Linked DNA regions of Mus musculus: all the other regions are linked to region 1. A link is a loop called in an ENCODE intact Hi-C map of the cell type or tissue named here. Cell type or tissue: left cerebral cortex. All regions are shown on one strand. Region 1 holds the start of Zfp65 (zinc finger protein 65). Region 2 holds the start of Mterf3 (mitochondrial transcription termination factor 3). Region 3 holds the start of Zfp273 (zinc finger protein 273).

Evidence for each region. A loop is a pair of places that touch in the nucleus more often than their neighbours do. Peaks named below come from ENCODE experiments on the same cell type or tissue, not always from the same donor. Only the 100,000 strongest peaks of a DNase experiment are listed, where the experiment ranks them.
Region 2: it touches region 1 in a loop (2.7-fold over the local background); 2 of 42 quality-filtered maps call a loop at or near these places.
Region 3: a loop joins it to region 1, with 2.0 times the contacts of the local background. A loop is called at or near these places in 8 of 42 quality-filtered maps.

The regions. Positions count from the first base shown.
Region 1 is chr13:67,726,416-67,734,415 of GRCm38, forward strand. Zfp65 (zinc finger protein 65) reads right to left here and starts at 2,758. Exons shown (of 4, transcript NM_145622.2): 1 at 2,646-2,758. The coding sequence starts at 2,651. Zfp85os (zinc finger protein 85, opposite strand) reads left to right here and starts at 2,847. Exons shown (of 3, transcript NR_027969.1): 1 at 2,847-3,287. In left cerebral cortex, a CTCF peak has its summit at 3,255 (motif pointing right); DNase peaks (open chromatin) are centred at 2,345, 2,796 and 3,204; H3K4me3 peaks cover 1,498 bases; H3K27ac peaks cover 1,097 bases.
Region 2 is chr13:66,929,487-66,937,486 of GRCm38, forward strand. It overlaps Mterf3 (mitochondrial transcription termination factor 3), which reads right to left and starts at 3,586. Exons shown (of 8, transcript NM_025547.4): 1 at 3,449-3,586; 2 at 399-737. The coding sequence starts at 717. Ptdss1 (phosphatidylserine synthase 1) reads left to right here and starts at 3,344. Exons shown (of 13, transcript NM_008959.3): 1 at 3,344-4,200. The coding sequence starts at 4,022. In left cerebral cortex, a CTCF peak has its summit at 4,904; DNase peaks (open chromatin) are centred at 3,329, 3,568 and 3,852; H3K4me3 peaks cover 2,665 bases; H3K27ac peaks cover 1,543 bases.
Region 3 is chr13:67,808,686-67,816,685 of GRCm38, forward strand. It overlaps Zfp273 (zinc finger protein 273), which reads left to right and starts at 5,131. Exons shown (of 4, transcript NM_198322.3): 1 at 5,131-5,211. The coding sequence starts at 5,206. All of the region lies in intron 2 of 4930525G20Rik (RIKEN cDNA 4930525G20 gene), which reads right to left. It also overlaps the pseudogene Gm9625. In left cerebral cortex, no CTCF peak of the experiment used is centred here; DNase peaks (open chromatin) are centred at 4,414, 5,165 and 5,435; H3K4me3 peaks cover 1,248 bases; H3K27ac peaks cover 1,236 bases.

The DNA.
Region 1 (8,000 bases):
GAGAGTCGCTGCCCGTCTCTGTGTGTACTAACAAGCATCCTCATCTGTTGTTATCAGCCTCTTTCCTGCCTTTCCTCTCTTTGTTCTGTGCTCACAAATCTAACATCATCCATGTTTTCACTAATGACCATATTGCGTGCTGTAACATCACTGAATAATATCACAAATTAAGCAGTGAATTGAGGAGCAAAACAGAGAGAAACTGTACCGCAATTCCCTAAGTCTTTTACTTTTATGATGTCACTAAAAACTCATTCAAACTAAAGACATGCACTTGTAACCACATTAAGATGACCTCAAAATTACCAAAAAGAAGAATATAAAGAAAAATAATGTATTTGGGTTAAGGAATATAGAGCTGTTTCATAATGGAAAAAAATAAAGGAAGCTGTTTTAAGTCAGACACACAAAACTAATAAAACAACAATCACTTTTGCAGCATGTGGCTGACTGGTGGTCATGCCTGTATTTTTTTCCTAAAAACCATATGACTAGATTTCATTAAAAAAAAAAACAACAACAACAACAATATAAAAGATCATGCTGGCATTTGCCCTTAGTATACTACAAGATATCATAAGATAGAAAGGTTCCCTATGCACAAGGGTAAGTACGCTTAACAATGAAAATGGCCGTCTTAGCAAAATCAACCTACAAATTCAATGCACTTCTCACCAAAATTCCCACGTAATTCTTTACAGATCTTTAAAGAACAATTCTCAATTTGATAATTATATATATATATATATATATATATATATATATATATATATATAAAGGCCCATGTTGCTGTACCATCAATACATTGTAAGGAATGTGTTTTGATGTACAAGGCAGGATTCTGACTTCACATACTCCTATATTTTTCCTAAAGATTAGCAACATTAACTAGGAAATGTCTATTAATCTAGATAGGGTTGCAAACTCATTGAAAATCCCAGTAGATAGGACGGAGTTGTCTGAAGCCCATACTTCCTTAGAGTCAGCTTCAATGCCATGAGCCAGGCTCACTAATTCTTGATTTGACTGAAGAGTGACAATATAAGCAAGATCACCTGAGATAGGGGGAGGGGCTGTGGAGGAGAAACCCTGAAAAAGCAAACACAAAAACAAAAAAAAAAAATGAGTGTCTGACTGTGAATGCAAAACTCTTGTAAGGGGTCTGTGTGTGCAGAGACTGGTGGCCCATGTGGAAGTTCACGGAGGGGCAGAGCCTGGAATTCTGCAGGTTCAGGGTTGGCTGCCTTACCTTGGGCTGGTTTTCTCTTCAAGGGCAGTCATTACCTTACTCTGTAGTGGACCACACAGCTTGTGACAATAGTTTAAAAGAAACTCCCAGAATCCACTGACTAGGCAGAACATGAGCTTCTATCAGTCCAAAAGCTAAAATCTCATCAAATGGTATCTTTGGTGAATAGAACATCTCCCATGTCTCACAGTACATACCTCTATCAGACTCACATCAATGTATTTTAAAATTTACTTGGCTAATGACATTATTTGTTCTGTAAAACCATGAAACTGCTTCCAAGTTGGAGTATGGAATTTTCACTAAACTAAATCTGTCTTCTCAGATCATGGCCAATTAAATGGCTCTGGGCTAAACTATTCTCTTAACCCTTCAAGAGGAGAACTGTGCATTTTGCATGAACAGGAACCTACTATGTGTAAACCTTAAGACCCCCAAGTGTGCTACAGCTTTTGAAATTTATCTTACAGTCTCTCAAAGACAGTACAAAAACTTGGGGAATCCTTTCTAGAACTATCCAGGAAGCATCAGTAAACCAGAAAGCCACATTGAGGGACAGAGTACTTTTAGAAGAGATTAGTCACTGCTGATAATGTGAACAGACAGAAGTAAATCATGTGGTAAGAGAACAATGTTCAGAGCCTGGCCTATTAGCAGAGATATTTTCTCCCTTCCCTTTCAGGCATTCCAGCCCCTCCCTGCGATCTTTCTCTCATCACACAAGTGTACTATCCTATCAGAAATGCAGTCCAAATTTTGAAAAAATAAATATACTCAGATAGTATTATTGGGGCACTGCTGTCTAGTGATTTTAAGCTTAAGTGTAAAATCCATAATTATTTGGATTGTGCCAACATAAGTTCAAAACAATTCCAAGATTATTCTGTAGCTACATAGCCTTGTATTGTGACGACTCAGGTCACAGAGGTGTACATTAGGAATTCCTACTCAACCCGAGGCATCCATAAATCTAACAATTCATTCCAAAAGAAAAGAAACTAACATCCCACACAACAGTCGCCCTCACAAGACTCTCTGTCCCTGGAACTTCCGGAAGTTCTGTAAGTGCTGGGACTCAGACTACAATCACATGAGTAAGGGTCAGCTAGGCAGAGCAAAGTAGAATGCTCCCTTCAGCATCTCCGCACAGGCAGTCAGCAGACCCAGCCTGCCCTTGCCATCCCCTTGTCTCTAACATTCTTCCCGGCCAATCCTGCTCCTAGGGGCAGTGGCCCATCCTAGGTCAACACAGTACCTCCAGGTCGGCGGCCCCCTCGCCCCCCGCCCCCCCCCCCCCCCCGTCTCCCAACCAGCCTGAGCCAGCTCCCTCCGCGCCTGACCCGCCATCCTGCACAGTCCCTCAGATCTGTACGACCGCACTGCTCCCTGCACCAACCTCCATGTCAGGGATCCAAACCCAAGACACTCGATTAACTTTGGGGAGAAGCAAGGTTTAAGAACGAATCCGGAAGTTTGGTACCAACGGCCCCTTCTGGAGTCGTCATAATTGTTGGGACTACATCTCCCACAAATCAGTGTAAAGGACTTCCAGGAACACACCAAAGGAGTTCGGTGCACTGCCTGGGTACCTGCCTAAGTGTGAGCAAGTGAAATTGGAAAGAAACAGGCACATGGGCAGCCACAGGGCATTCGGGCTCTTTTGAAGTGCTGTGGTCTCAGCAAGGGATGTTAGCCTGTGAGTCGAGCCTTTCTCAGTAATGTTAATTATACATGCTAGTTATTTCTGCTAAAACGTGATTTTAAAGCTCAAATCTACTTATGAAATCATACTAACACATGGGAAATCATGCTTTCATGGTCTGCTTTACTTAAAAATAAGGAAGCAGGAAGGTAATGTAGGACTGAGCATTTCTTTAATGAAACCACGCTTGGTGATCCCGCCTGACATGCAGCATCTCAGGTGCTTAAGACAGAAGAACAGGAAATCAAAACTAGTCACCACCGGGTGTTCTCTGAGCACAGGCTTTCCTCCTCCCCATCTCCCAGCAGGAGGCGCAGAGCTCCTGGGATCACACTGGTGAGTCTACTGACTTTTGGTACACTGTGCACTATAGGATTTCCCTTGTTCCCTTTGATGTTCCTTATAGAATTTCCTCTCTCTCCTGATCATGCCATCATTCATGTTTCAGACTATTTAATATTTGGTATCTGTCTTGAACTTCCCTCACTTCTTTAGGAAAGTTTATTCCTGTGCAGTTCATGCTTGAGACAAAGGTATGAACCCCATCCATCACAAGGAAGATTTCATGTTTCTGTGATGCATTCTGATTCACAGGGAAACTGATTCAGAACAGAGACTATGTGAAGTTCCTATCAATTCTTGTATTCCAGGCAGTGTGTTAACCCAGGGATACAGCTCCACTTAGAGAAACTAGAGTCAAGCAGTACATTCACCTGAACACTTGATTGGCATGTCTGTTTAGAATGAGGTCATGACTAGTCTGTACTCCTCCTGAATGCTGCAGTGAAGGGCACTGTCATCAACCATAAGGCCTTAGCATTTCTGGACATGTCTAGGATTCCAGTGTACATGTGCATGTGCGTGTGTGTGCATGTATGTTTGTGTCTGTTACATGTAAACCTACCTGAGAGGGCACTGACTCCTCTGGGAGGTGCTGATCTGTGAGGATGCAGCATTCACCCTCAACTGTTCTGCAGTTTCCATTTCCTCCTAGTGGGATTGGTTAATTCAAGAGGAAGAGGAGGAACTAATATGGTATAGGAACAAAACGAACATGCAGAACCTAACTGAACATACAGGAAGCCCCATTTAGCATGATATTAGGGGCCCAGGCATACTTAGGGAGAGTTTACCACAGTCTGATTCTCAGGCCTTATATGTTTCCTTAGACCATGTTGGCAGTTTCAACTTTATCAGACATACTATCATTTTATAAAAACTTGATTATTTTAGTTTCACCCATACAAACATTCTGGATTAGCTGTGAGATTTGACCAAATTCCTCTAAAATCTATGTTCACTTACAGTAAGCGAAGGAGATTGTTATGTAGTTGAGAGTAGGTAATATTCTTACAGAGCATGAGTTTGTTTTCTAATAATACTGTCCTTGCCCAGGTGACTATGGCATGAGAGAAGGTTCCTGCACAAACGTGGACAAAAGAACGTATGCTAAAAGAAGGAACATTCATAATGTCCATTTGCCAGAGATCCTTAGGTCTGAGTCCTCTGAGATTAACTCCCGTAGGCAAAGAATGATGGGTTTCTGGACAAATGGCTCTTGCCTGACAGCCTGTCTTGTTAAACTACTTGATAGCATAATGCTTCTGCTTGCTCTAAGCTGTACAAATATAAGGTTGTATAGCAAGATCAGCTAGCCAATTGCCTTCTGTCAAGGGCCCAGATAAATGCGTGTCCATAAATGACTTATAAAAAACACAGGGAGGTTCTGTTTTGAAATAAAAGTTGTAACTTAAATAAAAGTGAAGATATGGTAGCTTTGTTTAGAACCAGAGTAGCGGTTTCAATAGCTGGGAAAAGATTAACTACATATTGTGAATCAAAGTAGAGATTAAAAGGACAGCTTTGCAACTTAGTAAAGGCAAAAATCACAGCGATTAGTGCAGGAGTTTCAGGGGGTTCCACTAATGATGAAAGAAAGAAAACTAAATTCAAGAGTTTAAAGCCCTAGCCAGAAAGTTTATTCAAGGTCCATGTCTCATGTGGCTTGCTAGTTAGGAGGGCTTTTTTGGGCTTAGAGCAAAGAACAAAGGCTGTAAAGTCATCCCAGGAACCAACTATCCATTGAGATAAGAAAGGCACGAAAGGACAATCTCTGGACAAGCTAAAGATAGTAATGGACCACCTGCTGATATGGTTTGGGTTTTAGCCAGATGTCCTGCCGACCAAGATAAACACCTTCCCTTTAGAGTTACTATCACATACTGGTCTCTGATGTTTAAATTGCCCATTTGTGTGTAACTGCGCCGATTCCTCCCCCAGTTCCAGACCCTTTTTCTACAAAAACCTCTAGCTTTCGAGCCTAGTGGCCAATATCTGTTACCTCCTGTGTGAGATGCATGTCAGTCCTGAGCTCCGTCATTAAACTACTTCGTGTGTTTACATCAAGACGGTCATTTTCGTGATTTTTGGTTCCACGCCGAATCATGAACAGAGTGTGGGTTTCCCCACTAGGTTCTTTCAGTGATAGCTACAGGCTTGCCTTTTGCAGATCCGTCAGTAAAAGCTAAAGCTGCACTGGGCAAGTGATCAACAGAATACTAAAATGGAAAGGTAATCCATAGAGTTTTCAAAAATCATAACAAAGGATGACTGGACAAATGGTGTAAACTCTGGCCTGTAAAGCTAATTCACACAATCTGCCAATCTTCTGAATGTAAAAGAACTTCAGTCAGTTGTTCATTGTTATACCCATTACTTCCTTACTGCACCTGAACCCTTTGGAAATCATGTGAGTCACCAGAGTAATCTAGGAGTGACAGGTTGATGGATAGACTCCAAAGGACCATCTTGCCATAACCCTCCTGTAGGGGTATGAACAGTAGTCAGTACTATAAAGCCCCATGCATCATCAAGTTTTGGGATTGTTTGTTTGTTTGGTTGGTTGGTTGGGTTTTTGGTTTTTTGAGACAGGGTTTCTCTGTGTAGCCTTGGCTGTCCTGGAACTCACTCTGTAGACCAGGCTGGCCTCGAACTCAGACATCTGCCTTCCTCTGCCTCCTGAGTGCTGGGATTAAAGGCGTGCAGCACCACGCCCGGCTCACATCATCAAGTTTTATCCTCTGTAGTTGTTGTTTATTTGTAGCCTCCCTCAGCCTTGAAGCAGGCTGATCCATACTTTGACCTTGTTGCCACTAAGAAGGAGATTACCTAGGGTAGAGCCTTCTGACCTTGATGGCTCTATTTGCTTTTTTACAAGGCTCTGCTTCCTGCTGAAAGGTCCTTGAGATATTCCGGAGATCTCCTAAGGGCTGGCTCCAGGCACCAAGAATGGGCTGGCGGGGGATGGGCCTACACTATTTATAAGCACGGACTCTCAGTAAACTTCAGAGGCTTTGAACAGAAAGGTTTGTCTTGGCCTTGCTCTTTTCGCTGTCTGATCTCTTTCAGCCCCAGCCCGCCTTTCCGGGGAGCCCAGTTCACATGGCCATAGGCGGCTACATTTATTAATAGCCTGTTCCATAATTATTAATGCATTTTTGCTTCCTCAGTTCAGAAGTGAGAAGGTTGGGGGTTAGAGTCACCTTTAAGTATGTCAAATAAGACTTAAGCTCCTCAGTGGTTAATTTAAGAAAAGGAAAAATCCAATTAATTTCCCCTAAATTTCTTTGAAAGTCACTTCATGAGTTACTTTAAATGTTACTTTGCTTTTATAAAGCTTTAAAAGTTGATGGGCCACAGTCTCTGAATAATTAACTCTTCCCAAAAGTTCCGTAACATTACGACTGAGAAAGTGGAATACAGCATGAAAAAACATGTTAGAACACATATAGAATGACTTTGGAAACATGATGTAATTATAATTTTAGTTTGAACATAAACGTCACATGCTTTGCTCTGTACATTTGATGATTACACGAATCTGTTCATTTTAAAGAGTCCATACATCTTTCTGTGTCTTAAAGCACTGAAAGACCTCCGAAGGGAGACCCTCACTCAAGTCTTGGTATAATAGCGGACCCCCAAGAACTCACGAGAGACCAAGCTTGATGCAAACCACAGGAGGCTTTATTCAGGGAAAGCCAGAGCTCTGGGGATGACTCGTATTCCACACAGGGGTAGAGGAGTCGATCCTAAGGGGAAAGGGGTCCCAGTTTTTATAGGCCCTCAGGGGGGGAAGAAAAAGGGGGAAGTAGGGGATTTCCAGATCTAAACAATGTTTCTCAAGAAATGGGAATGGGAGGGAAACAAGGAAAGAGTCTAATGCAGGTGTAGTAACTCCGGATTGGCCTCAGCTGTGGTTGCTGGGGAGATTTTCCGACTCTATCCCAGCAACCAATATCACAAACACCTGGCAGTGAGGTGCAGCAGAGGGCACACACCTGAGTTCAAGGAATGGCCAGAACATTGGCATACACATGGGTTCAAGGAGCCACCAGAGCATTGTGCACCTCTATTTTTCTAGATCAGTGAAGCTACATCTACTAACAATAAAATCTGTTTTGCCAATTTCAGGGCTTCTATGACCTTTTACATTCTGTCAGGATCTTTCAGCACCAGTACATGGAGTGTACTCAGTAAAGCGTGAGGACCTGCACCCTGATCCATCTGGCTTATTTTTACATAGATTCTGGAAAGAGGAGAACAAGGGAAAACAGACTTAGAATTGGCATGGGACCAGACACCTTTCACATCAACATTTCTATGTAAGATAATGACTATGGAGGACACTATGACAGATAACTGTGTAACATAAAATGACAATGTAATGAGAATCTGGGTTCCTTGCTTATGTGTTTGACTCCTGTTCAATTCTTTCTAATTTCTTCTCATGGTCACTGACATATCATACAGACTGGGGAGAAAGAAATGTCATCAGAGAACTTCTGCTGTAGGGCCCAGAGAGAACAAAGCAGGGCATCCCTAAAATTTCTCTCTGCTTCTGGGACATTTTCCGCCTGCCTAATACAGTTTCTGACTGTAGCCAATCTGCCTAATTATTAAATCCCTTATATTAAACCCTTTCTTTTCTCACGCCTAAGAAAGCAGTGTCTGGAAGTTGCGGCTAACTGCCTGTTACATTCCTAGATC
Region 2 (8,000 bases), 800 kb before region 1:
TTCAAGGGCAATCTGAGGTGTAACATAACTGTTCCCACTTAATCATTATTACACAGTTAAGTCACTATGTCGAAACTGTATATTCCAAAGATACATATAACAATTAAACCCTAGTAACTCTAGTTAATGCCAAAAGGACACTTTTCAAGAGAAGCTATAAAACAGAATATTTAGAAAGCAAACATCTTACACACTTAGCTATAAAAAAATCTGACACAAACCAATTAACCTAGGAGCTTATTAAAAAAGTTTAATAGAACTAAAAGAATAGAACCAACATTGTTCCTTTTTTTTTTCCTGGTATAAAACAGGATGTGAAATGGACGAGTACTGTCTAACTATGTAGTATGATCAAAACTATCTGTGAAAAGGGGGCTTTTCTCAATGTCCGGAATTACCTTCAAGAGGCAGCTCTGATTCAAGACTAAGTATCCTCTCCTGCTGTTCAGCCACTGAAGGAAGCAGAGTGCTTTCGGCAGAACTCTTTGTCCTATTTGTGCTGGCAGAATGGAAACGATTCCAGAACAAAGTCCTGTAAGTCTTAATTCCCCGCCGGAGAAAGCTCGTGTCAGAGGAGAGCAGAGGCTGAGCTGAGAAGCCGGGCAACACGGCTTTTCCTGCTCTTGCAGAGCGTTTGGTGACTTGTTTGGCTTTAATGAAGCTAGTCAACTTAACTGAGTTGAACCGTCTGGGTAACTGTTGGGCTAACAGAGCCATTTTCTTTTTGACATTTTAGTCTACAAAGGAAAAACACACCCATCAAAAGAAGAAAGATTAATTTACTCACATATTTAAAACAGTATTCAAACAGCAAAAACAAAAATAGATAATAAATTACTTTCAAAAACAAAGGATTTAAATAAATATGTCTGGGGTAGTCAAAAATTTCTAATACATCAAAAGCCAAAAATACAGGCAGTCTCAGTTACCAACCAAAACAGGAATTTCTGAACTGGAAAGATAAAGATATGCCTTACAATTTAAAAACAAAGAATGACGTTAAAGCAAAATTTTTTGTAAATGCTCAAATTACAATGCAACCAAATCAACTGTTAATCTGCTTTTTAAAAGAAACTATGGGCTGGCGAGATGGCTCAGTAGTTAAGAGCACCGACTACTCTCCTGAAGGTCCCGAGTTCAAATCCCAGCAACCACATGGTGGCTCACAACTGTCCGTAACAAAATCTGATGCCCTCTTCTGGAGGGTCTGAAGACAGCTACAGTGTACTTACATATAATAAATAAATAAATAAATCTTTAAAAAAAAAAAAAAGGAAACTATCAGCTGGGCATGGTGGCGCAAGCCTTTAATCCCAGCACTTGGGAGGCAGAGGCAGGTGGATTTCTGAGTTCGAGGCCAGCCTGGTCTACAAAGTGAGTTCCAGGACAGCCAGGGCTATACAGAGAAACCCTGTCTCGAAAAAACAAAACAAAACAAACAAACAAACAAAAAACCTATGGTTTGAAGTATATTTAGAAAATATGTTGCAGATTACTATAATACTGAGTTATTAAAATATATCTTATGGTTATAAATTAGTCAAAAGGTAAATGAAAAGAAAACCACCGTCTTAAATGAGTCACATTCCTAAATAAAACAGTGAAACTGTTGACCGAGTCTGAGACCCAGTTCTTCAAAACAGACTTGAACAAAATTGGTTTGGTAAAATTATGCTTGGAAAAAAAAAAAGTCTTTCAAACAAAAAGGGTCAAAATAGGGAGCAGCTGGGCCGGGAGTGAAGGCCTCCTAGAATTCTCCTCCTGAGACACAGATGTTGCACTGAAAGCTCAAGTCAAGCAGGAACAATGTAGTGAGACTGCCTAAAAGAAAAGAAAAAGAATAAAACCCAAACAAGTAACCAACTCCAAAACCAAAACAGCAGAAAGAACTGAGTACAATACCTAAATATTAATTAAAATAATCACTATAAAGGAGCGTGGAGTGGGGAGGTCATGCCTGTAATCCTAGCACTCAGAAGCCTGAGGCAAGATTGCTCAAAGTTCTACAAGTGTGACACGGCTCAAATAAATGAATAAATGGAAAGTGCTCAATAAATGTTAGCCAGCAGTATTCTCAACTAAACAGACAAAAAACCTGTAACTGTCAATTAACTCTTACTTATGCCGTTGTGTTCTGTTTCTCTAGCCAGAGGATTCAGATAGTTTTATGTCCTGAATAGGAAGAAACATTTGAGAGTTTAATCTCTTGTTATAGTTGGGGGATGCTTGCTAAGAATAATACAAGGGCAAATCTTTCCTTCTGAAGTGGTATAGGAAGGCGGTGTTGGCAATAACCTTGTGGAATAGGCAATTTTTGCTAAACTTTAGTTGGAAAGGGGCTTCCAAGCCTGCCAATTTTCCCCTCAAACTCCCTCTCATCTCCAAAATAGTTAAAGTAGGAACTAAGTTGTGCCACCTAGACAAGACCAAGCTTCGAGAGAAACTTCAGCACAGCCAGGCAGGTCCAATCTACAAGTGGGGGTCCTGACAGTCAAGACTGGATATGTCACTGTAGCCCACGATGATGGAGGTTCAGACACTATTCTCCACATGCTTTTACGTATGCTATTCTAGAAAAAAACACTGGTCCACTCTCAGCATCAAAGTACTTTTTATAATGTTGGGGATTACAATAAGGGCTCTAGGGTACTTACAAACCAGCTCCCAGAACCCCAATTTCATTCTAGAGTCTGTCCAGAATCAAATTCAATACCCTTTCCACATTTAGTAGACTCTGTTAAATTCTATTTGCATTCAAAGATCTGAGTGCTAAAGACTAATAATGTTCACCCTCCACTTTTACTTGCCAGTGCACTCCTTTTCACATAAATTTGCTGTCTCAGCAATGTCAATGATTGATAGTCTGTGCAGAAGGACAGCACAGTCCCGCCCCCTCTCGAGACCCACCTTCCCAGGGTCTTTTCAGCACCAAGCTAGAGGTTTGGAGGGTTCCAGTTTGTTGAGTGGAAGTGAGTCCAGGACAAATAAAGACACAAAGGACTCAGAAACGAGTAAAGATGTGCACTCGTGAATAACGCCTTACGGTATGTACATTAAGAGGGCAAAAGAAAAAAAAAAATCCTTAAAATCTCTCAAGTTCATTAGTAGGGTACGCCAGCTCTCAGCGGTTACCGGGCACTCTTGTTTTGTTGTTAGGAATAGGAACAAGAGCCGAAACAGGCTTTTCTAGGTTCAAAATCTTTACAACTAATCCCGAGCTCCGATGATGAAAGATGCACTTCGTAATAAAGGGCCTCTGGGCAGCGCAGCCGCAGTCCTTAGACTCTTTAACCAACCGGCTTTATCCGGGAAGGACTTCCGCAGGAAGCCGGGACATCCTCGGGGCCTTAGTCTGAAGCTGATGAACAAGCCCGGCGACGTTGCCACCACAAGGTTTAGGTACCGACCGATCGAGCCCGAACCTCCTCTCCGGGTCACCGATACCTACCAAGCCGCGAGGCTCCCGGACGCTGCTGGGTACAGGTAGGCCGGACAGTAATCCGGCCGGGCGGCGGTCTCGCGCTCCTGCTTCACAGCGACCGTGCAACCTACGCCGGGGATACGGTGCACCGTAGCTTCGCAAGCCGGCGATTCGCCACGCTAGGCCGGCACCGCCCCCCACGTGGGCTGCGCTGCGAATGGGCGAGACCATCTGCGGCGGCGCGGGAAGGGACGCCGCGGGGGACCGGGACAGAGCTGGCCTGGGGTTTGCAGGCCCTGGAGCTGGTCGCCGCGTTCCCAGGATCAGTCACTCCGCCGTAATGTGGGGAGGGTGAGAGCTCTACGATGTCGCCCTACTAGGCTGCTTCTTCAGGCTGCCTTCTCCCCCTGCTCCGGGACGCGGTGGTGGCGCCGCGACCCCGCCCTCGCGCGCGGGTCCTTCCCTGGGCTAGCACCCTTCTCAGGGTGCCAGACCCCGCCCCAGCGTCAGGCACCTTCGCTGCTGCGGTCCGTCGCTGCCGGGGTCCCAGCCTTCTAGGGCCGGGGCCTCCGGGGCCGCGGCAGGACGGGGAGAAGAACTATGGCGTCCTGCGTGGGGAGCAGGACTCTGAGCAAGGATGATGTGAACTACAGGATGCATTTCCGCATGATCAACGAGCAGCAAGTGGAGGACATCACCATAGACTTCTTCTACCGGCCGCACACCATCACCCTGCTCAGCTTCACCATCATCAGCCTCATGTACTTCGCCTTCACCAGGTAAGTCTGGCCTGGAGTCGCGCGGAGCGCCGGGGAGAGGAGGACAGAGACGACAGACCGAGAAGCAGTAGAGGGGAGGGTGGCCAGGTGTGGCTGGTGGTAAGGAAGTGAGTAGCTGTTCCACGCGTGCAAGCTCGGGGACACAAGGGCCACACAGCTCCTCTGCCTACCGCGTGGCTTACAGTCCTCTCCGCCTACTTTTCCACCTGCCACCCCTCATGTCCAAATCCCATCTTTCTCATTCACTACGTCGGACCACACCAGGAACTCATGCAGGTCACCTAGCTGGGTGATCCACACCCCTTGCTCTGTATCGTTCTCTGTCACTATCAGAAGGCTCTGATCTCTAACCACTCATCCGTGGTCTGTCTCCAGCAAATGGCATGAACCATTTCATGATTGAACCTCCTTCAACTCACACTACACACATAAAACACACACCATACACAGAAAAATCCTCTGGCATTCAGTATTACCAGGCACACACACAAATGTACATGTGAGGTGCACCACACTGTTTTTCCTTTTATATACATTTCCCAAAGTCATCTAATGTAACTCTTCTCCCAGTCTCAAACACCACCTCAATGCCACAGCATCAGCAGTCGCTGTTGACACACATCCCAGTGGATGCCTCCCATGAAGCACAAGCCAATACCCATCATTTCCAATGTACTGTACTCTATAGGCTACCGCTGACCACAAGGGGCACATCCTGCCCTCTCATGCATCTCTAAAATACTGGCTGAAAGGGGATAGTGGCAAGCAGTTGTGTATTATCTAGAGACTAGAGAATGCTAACCACACTAAACAAAACACATAAAATGCACACAACATAACATGGCTCTCTTATTCCCCTAAAAATATACACACATGTTCAGATCACTTCTAATAGCTGTGTATTTCGTACCTTACAAAGCTATTGTATCTGTGGCCCCTTGACCTCAGCCAAGGAGCTAATGGATCCTACAACATACACACCCCTATTTCTGTCTTATAATTTATATTATCTGAATTACATTTTTTAAAGAGAGGGGAGTCATACCCTATCCACCAAACCATTATGGCTTCCAAGAGTAACCAAGATTTCAAAACTGGCTGTGATTTTAGGGAAGTTATTTAACTTTGTTCTCAGTGTGAGGGTCCATGCCTATAAAATGAATAAAGAGTTTGTAATCACTTCAGGATTAGGAAGACTAAATGAGTGTGTGCACTGTTGAGTAGAATACCTGGTATATGGTGTCCTCAGTGTTTACCCTTCTTTTTGTTTGTGATAGGATTAGACTGTATAGCTTAAGCTACCCTTTAACCCTTACTCCTGCCTTAGCCCAGTGTTGTGAGTATAAGCTTGAACCACCACACCCAGCTTTTCCTGATATTTTTATCAGTAATCAGTCAAAGTCTGGGGAAGATAAGTTTTGAAGAAATGTCTGGTATGTCGTAAAGGGGAGGCCAGAGGCATGCCATGCTACATGAGACAGCATTGTACAACATAGACCACACATGAGACAGCACTGTACCACATAGACCACACATGAGACAGCACTGTACCACATAGACCACACATGAGACAGCACTGTACAACATAGACCACACATGAGACAGCATAGACTAAATTGCAGATGTTGATTTGTATAAATTACTTCAAACATAGAAACAGTAGGTAACAGTTATTCTTACCTAGGGGTGCCACTTCCATTGTTGTAAAGTATGCCACTCTTTTGCAGACGAGACCTGTCTTCCTATAGCATCTAGCCAGTCACATTTCTAGCTTTGGAGAGAACTCACTCTTGAGCCTAATTATGGTTACTGTCCACTACCCATCATGCCAGTGGATTTTACTCTATAAAAGTTGTATGACTGCCTAATTTGTTAGTCCCCAGTCTCCTCATCTGTACACAAAATGAAAATACCAGTATTAACACCTCATAGGATTGTCATAAGATAGTTGTTTCTTAGCTAAGTGCACGACACTGAGTTAAGCACCATTTCATTGTTTGATAAAGCTTTCTAAACTATATTTGTTGCTGAGAAGATACAGTATGTTCTGGAATTGAGAATGAAGGTAGAGGTATTAGAAAGTGAGCCTTGTATAACCATACCTGCTTATTTCACATTAACTTCTATTTAACTTCCTCTAATAGGTGGGTTTGAAGTGACAGAGTGGCGAAAGGGTTCTTTTGAAAGGACAAAAACTATATTATTATTATTTTATTTATATATTTTCATATTACACTAATTTTACATGATGAAAAGCAGAATGAATAATTTGTTCAATAGTGTATCTTTAAAATTATTGTAGGCTGTTTAAAATACAGCTTTTTCTTTTCTTTTCTTTTAATTAATTAATTAATTATTTATTTATTTGGTTTTTTTCGAGACAGGGTTTCTCTGTATAGCCCTGGCTGTCCTGGAACTAACTCTGTGTACCAGGCTGGCCTCGAACTCAGAAATCCGTCCGCCTGCCTCTGCCTCCTGCCTCTGCCTCCTGAGTGCTGGGATCAAAGACGTGCACCACCACACCCAGCAGCTTTTTCTTTTCTAATTCAGAAAGTAATGTTCTGGAATTTCTTTTTTAGGTCATATTCTGTCTAGTTGAAGCATTGTGGCAGAGAAGTATAAAAAAACGAGTACAAATATTAGCAGCTTGTGAAAAAGTAATTTAAAAAAAAAATCACCTGATCTTTGAGCTATGGTGCTTTCCAAAAGTTATAATAATTTTATTTCTTATGCTAATTTCATAAAGAAATCACATACTGATGAACTAATCCTGCATTTACTTTACATAAAATCAGATGCATAATTAATAGAATTAAAGAGTTACTAGTGTCTATTTTTGTAATAGTTTACGGTCCGTGTAAGTGGGATATTATAATGATAGCTAAGACTGTCTCATGAAGATTGAAAGTAATGGTTTCGCAACTAAAGAGTTTTTACTCTATGCTCTTTTTGTAATGACCTCTTTTTGTATATTATATAAACTTATATAAACTTATGGTTAGACAATGTTCAGTGCAATTCCTTCAATCAAACTTTTAAAACTATGGCTTAATTTTTCTTTCGCAAAGATTACTTAGCTAAGAGAATAGAATACTTGGAAGGTGTTGTATTACCAGAATGTAAGAACAGTGCTGGGTGAGATCATATGCTATGAATACCCAGCAAGAGTTTTAGATTGTGAAGGATTTGATACAGCAAACAGAAGTCTGAAGTAAGGTTGGATTTGTTCAGGAGTTCTTCTGTTAGATAGTTCTTTAGTTTGAGTATCACCCCAAGGGTTCTTATTGATGGGAGGTTCAATACAAGATGTTGCTATTGGAAGATGCTAGAACCGTTCAGAAATAGTACCTGTTGGGAAGTTCTTATGGTCACTGAGTGCATATTCTTGGACGGTTTCTTTTATTTATTTCACCCCCGAAATCTTACGAGGAGGCTCTTATAATGGAGGAAACTTGTTTCTCTTCCCCTATTTTAAATAGAGTCATTTAACATACTGACTTTCAAGCCAGCCAAGGCTACATACTAAGACTGTCTCAAAAACAAAAGAAAATGACACCCAAAATTTAACTCACACATGCTTCTGCCATTGTTACCCATGATTGAAAGGGTTGCCGTGAATTGGCAGCACTTGTCAACAGAAATTGTTCCCTGTGTAGATGACATTGTTTTAGTGCAAATGGCTGTACCTGTGTGATTATTAATTCATTTGCCCTTGTTTTCTCCAGATATAGAACTAAGAGAACAGGCAAGGGACAGGGGAATGGATAGATGTTTACTTTGTTTTTTGATTAGTGGTTTTT
Region 3 (8,000 bases), 82 kb after region 1:
GGCAGTCTTGGGTTCTATAAGAGAGCAGGCTGAGCAAGCCAGGGAAAGCAAGCCAGTAAGTAACATCCCTCCATGGCCTCTGCATCAGCTCCTGCTTTCTGACCTGCTTGAGTTCCAGTCCTGACATCCTTTGGTGATGAACAGCAGTATGGAAGCATAAGCTGAATAAAGACTTTCCTCCCCAACTTGCTTCTTGGTCATGATGTTTTGTCCAGGAATAGAAACCCTAAGACACATAGTTACCTATTGTTCTTTCTGTAGGGTTGAGGTCTCATGAGTGTTTTCTTATCCATGTCAGCATGTCTGATGGTGTCCTTGATCAGGACATGTTTAAGCAGTCTTCTTGAGGCCTTGTACTGTAGCATCTGATATTCCTAAGAAAGGATCCACAATCTTTCTGCTGCCTCCTCCATAATGATAGCCTTAGGAATGAGAGTTATTTTATAGTGTATCCATTGGGACTGAATTCCACAATTCTGCATTTTGATCCTGTTTTTCTGTCTGCCACAAAGAGAACTTTCCTTGATGGTGGGTGATGACTATAATTCCCGGTTGGTAGAAGGACATATATTTAGAATGTAGTTAGAGATTATGGTGATTTAGACAAGTGTAGGTTGTAGGTTCTCCTCCAAGATCCATGGATTTACTGAGTAGTTGGCTAGGTTTCCAACAGCAGGCATAATTTCCCTCTTATTAAAGTCTTAAGTCTAATTATATTTGTTGATTAGCACTGAGTTGTGTGTGTTACTACTACAAACTGTGGGGTTTTTGTCTTGCTCTTCACTGTTGTAGTTTATAGGCATCATACCTACATATGACTATTGGTTGCACCTTCTCTTTGGAAACTTGCATGATGCCTTCTGTTACCATTAAAGGTAGTCCAAAGGGAGGAGGCATTCAGGTTAGTTCTATGTTAGAGGTCTCTTGGCCTTGTGTATTTAAGTGCATGATGTCTATTGCAATAGGGACTTACTTACCATGGAAGGGTGTTGCTTTCTGGCTTGCTCTCCATGGCTTGCTCAGCATGCTTTCCTATAGAACCCAGGACTACCATCTCAGAGATGGCACCATTCACCATGGACTGGGGTCTTCCACCATTGATCACCAATTGTGAAAATGCCTTACAGCAGGATTTCATGGAGGTGTTTCTTCAACTAAGGCTCCTTGCTATCTGAGGACTCTATCTCATGTCATGTTAACACATAAAACCAGCCAATACAACTTTGACCAATAAGTCAAAAGAGGGATTCCTGTCCGTAGTGTTAAGGTTATGTTAGATGGTCTTCGGTTTTTGAAGCAGCATTAGCTCAGATGGGAAATTTTTCCTTTAAAAACTATTTTGTACTTATGCATGAACTTATGTATATTACAGATATTGTAAAGTAGATGGTTAATAGTATGATGTTTTAAGATGTTTTCAGATTTCCTTACTGGTATCCTATGGGCTCCCATGTGTATTTATTGACCTCTCCCCCTAATTATCCACTCTCTCGCCAGGTGTCCTCGTTGGAGTGACATCGTCTTTAAACCCCGCGTGGCAATCCCTGACGCACCGCCGTGATGCCCAGGGAAGACAGGGCGACCTGGAAGTCCAACTACTTCCTCAAGATCATCCAACTTTTGGATGATTACCCAAAATGCTTCATTGTGGGAGCAGACAATGTGGGCTCCAAGCAGATGCAGCAGATCTGCATGTCCCTCCGAGGGAAGGCCGTGGTGCTGATGGGCAAGAACACCATGATGCGCAAGGCCATCGGGGGCCACCTGGAGAACAACCCAGCTCTAGAGAAACTGCTGCCTCACATCCGGAGGAACATGGGCTTCGTGTTCACCAAGGAGGACTTCACTGAGATTCGGGATATACTGTTGGCCAATAAGGTGCCAGCTGCTGCTCGGGCTGGTGCCATCGCCCCGTGTGAGGTCACTGTGCCAGCTCAGAACACTGGTCTGGGGCCCGAGAAGACCTCCTTCTTCCAGGCTTTGGGCATCACCACGAAAATCTCCAGAGGCACCATTGAAATTCTGAGTGATGTGCAGCTGATAAAGACTGGAGACAAGGTGGGAGCCAGCGAGGCCACACTGCTGAACATGCTGAACATCTCCCCCTTCTCCTTCGGGCTGATCATCCAGCAGGTGTTTGACAACGACAGCATTTATAACCCGGAAGTGCTCGACATCACAGAGCAGGCCCTGCACTCTCGCTTCCTGGAGGGTGTCCGCAACGTGGCCAGTGTGTGTCTGCAGATGGGGTACCCGACTGTTGCCTCGGTGCCACACTCCATCATCAATGGGTACAAGCGCGTCCTGGCATTGTCTGTGGAGACTGAGTACACCTTCCCACTTGCTGAAAAGGTCAAGGCCTTCCTGGCTGATCCATCTGCATTTGAGGCTGCTGCCCCTGTGGCTGCTGCCTACCACTGCTGCCCCTGCGGCTGCTGCAGCCCCTGCCAAAGCTGAAGCAAAGGAAGAGTCGGAGGAATCAGATGAGGATATGGGATTTGGTCTCTTTGACTAATCCCGCCAAAGCAACCAAGTCAGCCTGCTTAATTTGAGAAAGATGGAAATAAAGGCTTACTTCTCTTAAAAAAAAAAAAAAAAAAGAGTCCACATTCCCCATCAGATCACTTATATCCTGCTATTCTCTCTGTTGCCTCCTGCCCCTCCTGGGCCTTGGAAATGGTTCCTTTTAACTTTCCTAATTTCTGTAGTCAGTCCAGTGATTGTACTCACATCTGAACATCTGGAATTAGCAACTGCAGAGAGAACATATGATATTTGTCTTTCTTGGTTTGAGTTACCTTGCTCAGTACAATTACTCTTTCCCAGTTCTATTTATCTGAAAATTTTATTATTGATTTTTCTTTCCAGCTGAATAACATTCCATTTCACATATGGACCATATTTTTATTACCAATTAATCTATTGAAGGACATTTGGAATGTTAATATTTACTAAGTAGAGCAGCAATGGTCGTGGCTGAGCAAGTGTCTGTGAAGCACACTGGAGGCTCTTCTGGGCATTTGCTAAGAACTGGTACAGCTGAGTCATATGGTAAGTGCCCTTGTTAGGGTTACTATTGCTGTGATGAAATACCATGACCATAAATCAAGTTGTGGAGGAAAGGGTTTATTTTTTTTTAGAGTTGCATATGGTAGTCTGTGGGCTTGTGTACTGTAGTCTTTCCACAGAGGTCACCCTGCTGGGTGCAAGGGTTCAAGCAAAAGTGAGAGAATGGGAGCAGGAAGGGGGAGTCATTTCCTCTGCCTCTGCTGCTGCAGCTGGATCCACCTCTGTCTTCAGCATTGCAGTCTCAGTTGCTCCATGTTACCCTACACTGAGTCAGGCCAGGCTGGTCTCACTAGCCAGCAAGGAGTGTGAGGGAGGTTCAGGTGGCATTTTGGGAGAGCAGACCTCTTGCCACACCACCTCCAGTAGGATCTGTGTTACAAGTTCCACAGACTAAGGCAATTGACCTCAAAAGGGGGAGGCCTCCTGGAACCAGTTGTTGAACTCTTCACCAGAGAAAAAATTTTGAGTCGTAGTTCTCATGTCAATCTATCTGTTTTGTTTTCTCTTATTCCTTTTCTTATTTATATGTTCCTGGTAGCCTAGGCCAAGATCTTAAGTGAGAATAATGGGTAAGAAATAATCCCTAGAGATTGGGCCACTAACATGACCTTAACCCCAGGGAAACCAACACTTTACTTTCTAAATCATTTACAAAATTATTATGATAAAAACTTTCCCAACAATAAAATTTCATATGGCTACACATGTGTCATCGGAGGTGGATTTTGGTATATGTTAAAGAAAGCCTTAATTAGGAAGAATTAAAGTAGTTTAAATTTATACACTGAAGATTATAAAAAATCAGGCACTAGATGTTAAATAATTCCATGGGGCTGGAAAGTTAGTTTAGCACTGATCATTAAAGATTTATTAACCTGCTCCTAGAAATATGCCACTAGCTTTGGACGGCAGCCCCCACTGGATACATCCTTTTAGAATTGTTATATTTTGATGATTTATGATGATGTTACCTGTTCTGTTTGCAATGCACTGAATACATGGTTTCAGAGTTGTAATGCTTGGATGATTTTTCTACTTTACTGTGCCAAATGATTTTTGTTGGTATCTGTGAATGTTTCATTTGGATGTAGTTTCTAAGAGATGTAATGTTTAGTTTTTTAATGTATAATATCTCCTGCTTGAGAGCTGCAGAATACACTCAGATTCAAACTGCCTATGTGTTTGTTTCTATTTGTCACTGTCAAAACCTTATCCACCTAGCTTCAAGGACCCTCATTCCAGGGACCCTCATACTTGACTGTGGTGCTCCGCGGCAATCTCTTATGATAGAAATCCTATGATGAGTGATGAATAGTGTGTCAAGAGTCAGTTCACTGGCCATATTGAGCCCAAGATCAGTTTTCCTCCCATTGAGAGTAGAGCCAGGAGCTGGAAGAACATCTGGTGGTGAATAGTTGTGTGAGATTGTGAAAGAGAATCCGGTAAAGCTCTGGCACAGCTCTCTCAAATATTAAATTGTTTACACGGATTAATTGAGGAACGTGTGGACAAGGGACTAAGGACAGAAGAAAATCTCAAAGGGTTTCTGGGGCTTATCGGTAAGAGATATCTGTGTTTCCTAGCCCATATCCGCCCCAAACTGTGGATTTCAGTGTACACACCAAAATTGTTCTGTTTTTTGTTTTTGTTCTCCTCTTTGATTTAGTGTCATAATGGATGTTAAACCTAGGCCTCCTTTACTCCAGGCAAGTGCTTCACCAGTGAGTAGCCCCCCATCTCTTTTGGTAGTGTGTAATTTGGGACATAGACTTGTGATTCTTCTGTCTCAAACCCCTGAGCTTTTTAAGACACAGCATTGATCAGAGTAAGAAGTAAACTTAATACACATTACTGTAAAAGGCTGCACTCATATTCGCAAATTGCCCTTTGTAAATTTGGGATTTTTAAAGGAGCCTAATTCCAGTTAAATACAATCCATGACCTATAAACCCTCTGACTTCTTTGGTTCAGGGCAGTCCTTCGCATAGACTTCTGGGAAATGTAGTTTCTCTCTGCATGACCCCGCTAGACAGGACTCTGCTCTCTGTGCTTCCGGGTTCATTTTGCATTTGTGATTCTCCAAACTCTGCGGCGTTCTCAAAGTTCGGACAGTGTGGCTTGTTCTTCGCGCTTAACATGGAGGTTGGTCCCGGGTGCAGCCTAGACTTGCAAACCTCATGAACTCTGAGGTTGGGCGGGTCCGGCGTGCAGGGAGCCGGTGAGGGCTGGGCGGGAGGCGGAGAGAAGCCCACTTGGATGTGCAATGCAGATCTAGGCTTGGCCAGAGTGCAGGGGTGGGGCGCACGCACGGTGCCAGGAGCGAATGCTCTGTTAGGACGGAGCGACTGCCAGAGTCAATCATGTGTTTCAGGGACCTGAGAGGTGGCCTGCTAGTGCAAGAATGGAGATCGGAAAGCTTGAATCCTGTCTAGTGACGTCATGATTAGAGGGACTGCATTTCCCACAAGTCTATGCGAAGATCTCCAAAAGAGCGCTATTGCCCAAGGCTTTTCAATACCTTTAGGCTACTTTTAAAATACCAGATTTAAAGAGGTTGTTGTAGGAATATGATTCCACCTTTCAATGTCACTGTGTATTGAGTTTACGTCTTACTTTGATCGATATGTTGTGACTTTAAAAGCTCAGGTGTACCTAGAATCGTATGGCAGGAGGGAAAATGCACATTGACACAATTTTACCTTATGATAATGGAGCAAGGAGCTACACTGAGACACACCACATGGCTAGAGCAGGGTGGCTTGGCTGATCGTGCGGAAGCAGGCTATGATGAGAGCGCACACAGCCCCTTGGCTGGGGAAGCTTGCTGTTACTAGCTTTCACATTGCTATTGTCAGATCCCTCAGGAAATCTAGAGCAAGTGGGTTTTTCTGAGCCCTCCCATATTCTATGACAGGCCCAGGACTCTGGTTTTGAGTTCGTGTGGCTCATAGTTTCCAGGACAGGGAGTTCTGCGGGGGAGTTTGGTGTATGGGATGTTCGTCCCGTTTTCTTTGTGATAAATTGTTAGTTTTCAGGGCGGCTCACTTTGGATAGGAATCACTCCTTTACCCACTGTGACAGAACCCTCACATTCACACACCTGTATGAGGCAAAAAAAAAACAAAAAACAAAAACAAAAACAAAAAAAACAAAAAACAAAAAACAAAAAAACAAAACCAAAACCAAAACCTCATAGAGGGGGCGCTCTGAGCTTTGTACCTTCCCAGCTATCACTGATCCTATAGTACAGACTGGAAAATACTAGAAGATATTAACTCATAAAATTGCACCAGAGACTGCGATGTAAGAAATTTGTTTTCTTGTGGAAAGATTGAGAGATGAAGTTGAAGAGCTGTGGCTCACTCATGGAACTGTGATTGTAAACAGCTGGCTGCTCATCCCGTCCTTTGTATACACGTGTCTCCTCACCCTGCCATTTGTGCTGTTTTTGCCACACCAGTCAAATTGATTTGTATGCTGGAGACTGACTTACAGCATTAAAATCTATACCTAAGAAGCATGGGTTTAAACTACATTATCGTAAATACTAGTATTTTCTATGTATTTTTTTAAGATGTATTTATTTTTATTATATGTAAGTACACTGTAGCTGTCTTCATACACTCCAGAAGAGAGAGTCAGATCTCATTATATATGGTTGTGAGCCACCATGTGGTTGCTGGGATTTGAACTTCGGACCATCGGAAGAGCAGTCAGGTACTCTTACCCACTGAGCCATCTCACCAGCCCTCTATGTATTATCTAACTATATTAAAATAATATGGACACATTCTAGTCAATGCCACTGTCATCATTTGTATATTCTTGGATCAGGGAGTGGCACCATTTGGAGGTGTGGCCTTGTTGGAATAGGTGTGACCTGGTTGGAGTAGGTGTGTCACTGTGGGTGTGGGCTTAAGACACTCACTCTAGTTGCCTGGAAGTCAGTCTTCCACCCGCAACCTTTGGATGAAGATGTAGAACTCTCAGCTCTGCCTGTGCCATGCCTGCCTGGATACTGCCATGCTCCCACCTTGATGATTATGAACTGAACCTCTGAACCTGTAGGCCAGCCCCAAGTAAATGTTGTTTTTATAAGACTTGCCTTGGTCATGGTGTCTGATCACAGCAGTAAAACCCTAAGACAGAAGTTGGTACCAGGAGTGGGGTATTGCTGTGATAGGCCTGACCATGCTTTTATTTAAAAGAATGTGGATTTTGGGACTTTGGATTTGGAACAGAGTGGATTGCTTTAAATGGGGCTTAATGGATCATTATGGTAGGAATATGGAAGACTTTGTTGCTGTGAGTAATTTGAACTGTGTTGACCTGGCCCAAGAGATTTCAAAGGAGAAGTATTTCAGTATGTGGCATAAAGACTGTTTTTGTGGTATTTTGGTGAAGAATGTGGCTACTTTTTGCCCTTGTCTGAAAAGTCTGCCTGAGGCTAAGGTGAAGAGACTTGGATTAATTGCATTAATTGCATTGACAAAGGAAGTTTCAAAAAAGTCCAGCAGAGACTTTGTTCTCTGGTTAAGTCTCACAAAGAGAAGTTTGAACAAGCATAGCAAACTTAGAAAGGAAAAATATAAAATATATGGTTCGAGTATTAAGGGGTACCAGGAAGTGAAATGGAGCAAAATCCTGTGTTCTAGGAAATAACAGATTAAGGGAGTGGGACTTTGGGGCAAGATCCTACCCAGCTAAATTTAGGTCCAGGCATGGTGGTACACACTTTTAATCCCAGGAGACAGGCACAATGATCTCTGCATTCAAGGTCAACCTACAGAACAAGATCCAGGATAGTCAAGTTTAGGCAGTGAAGGATTTGGGAAACAGAAAGCCAGTGACAATGTAATAGTACACGCAGGTCATGTTCTAGTTCCTGCAAGCAGCAGAACTCCCACAGCTTCAGCCATGTGGCTCTGCCT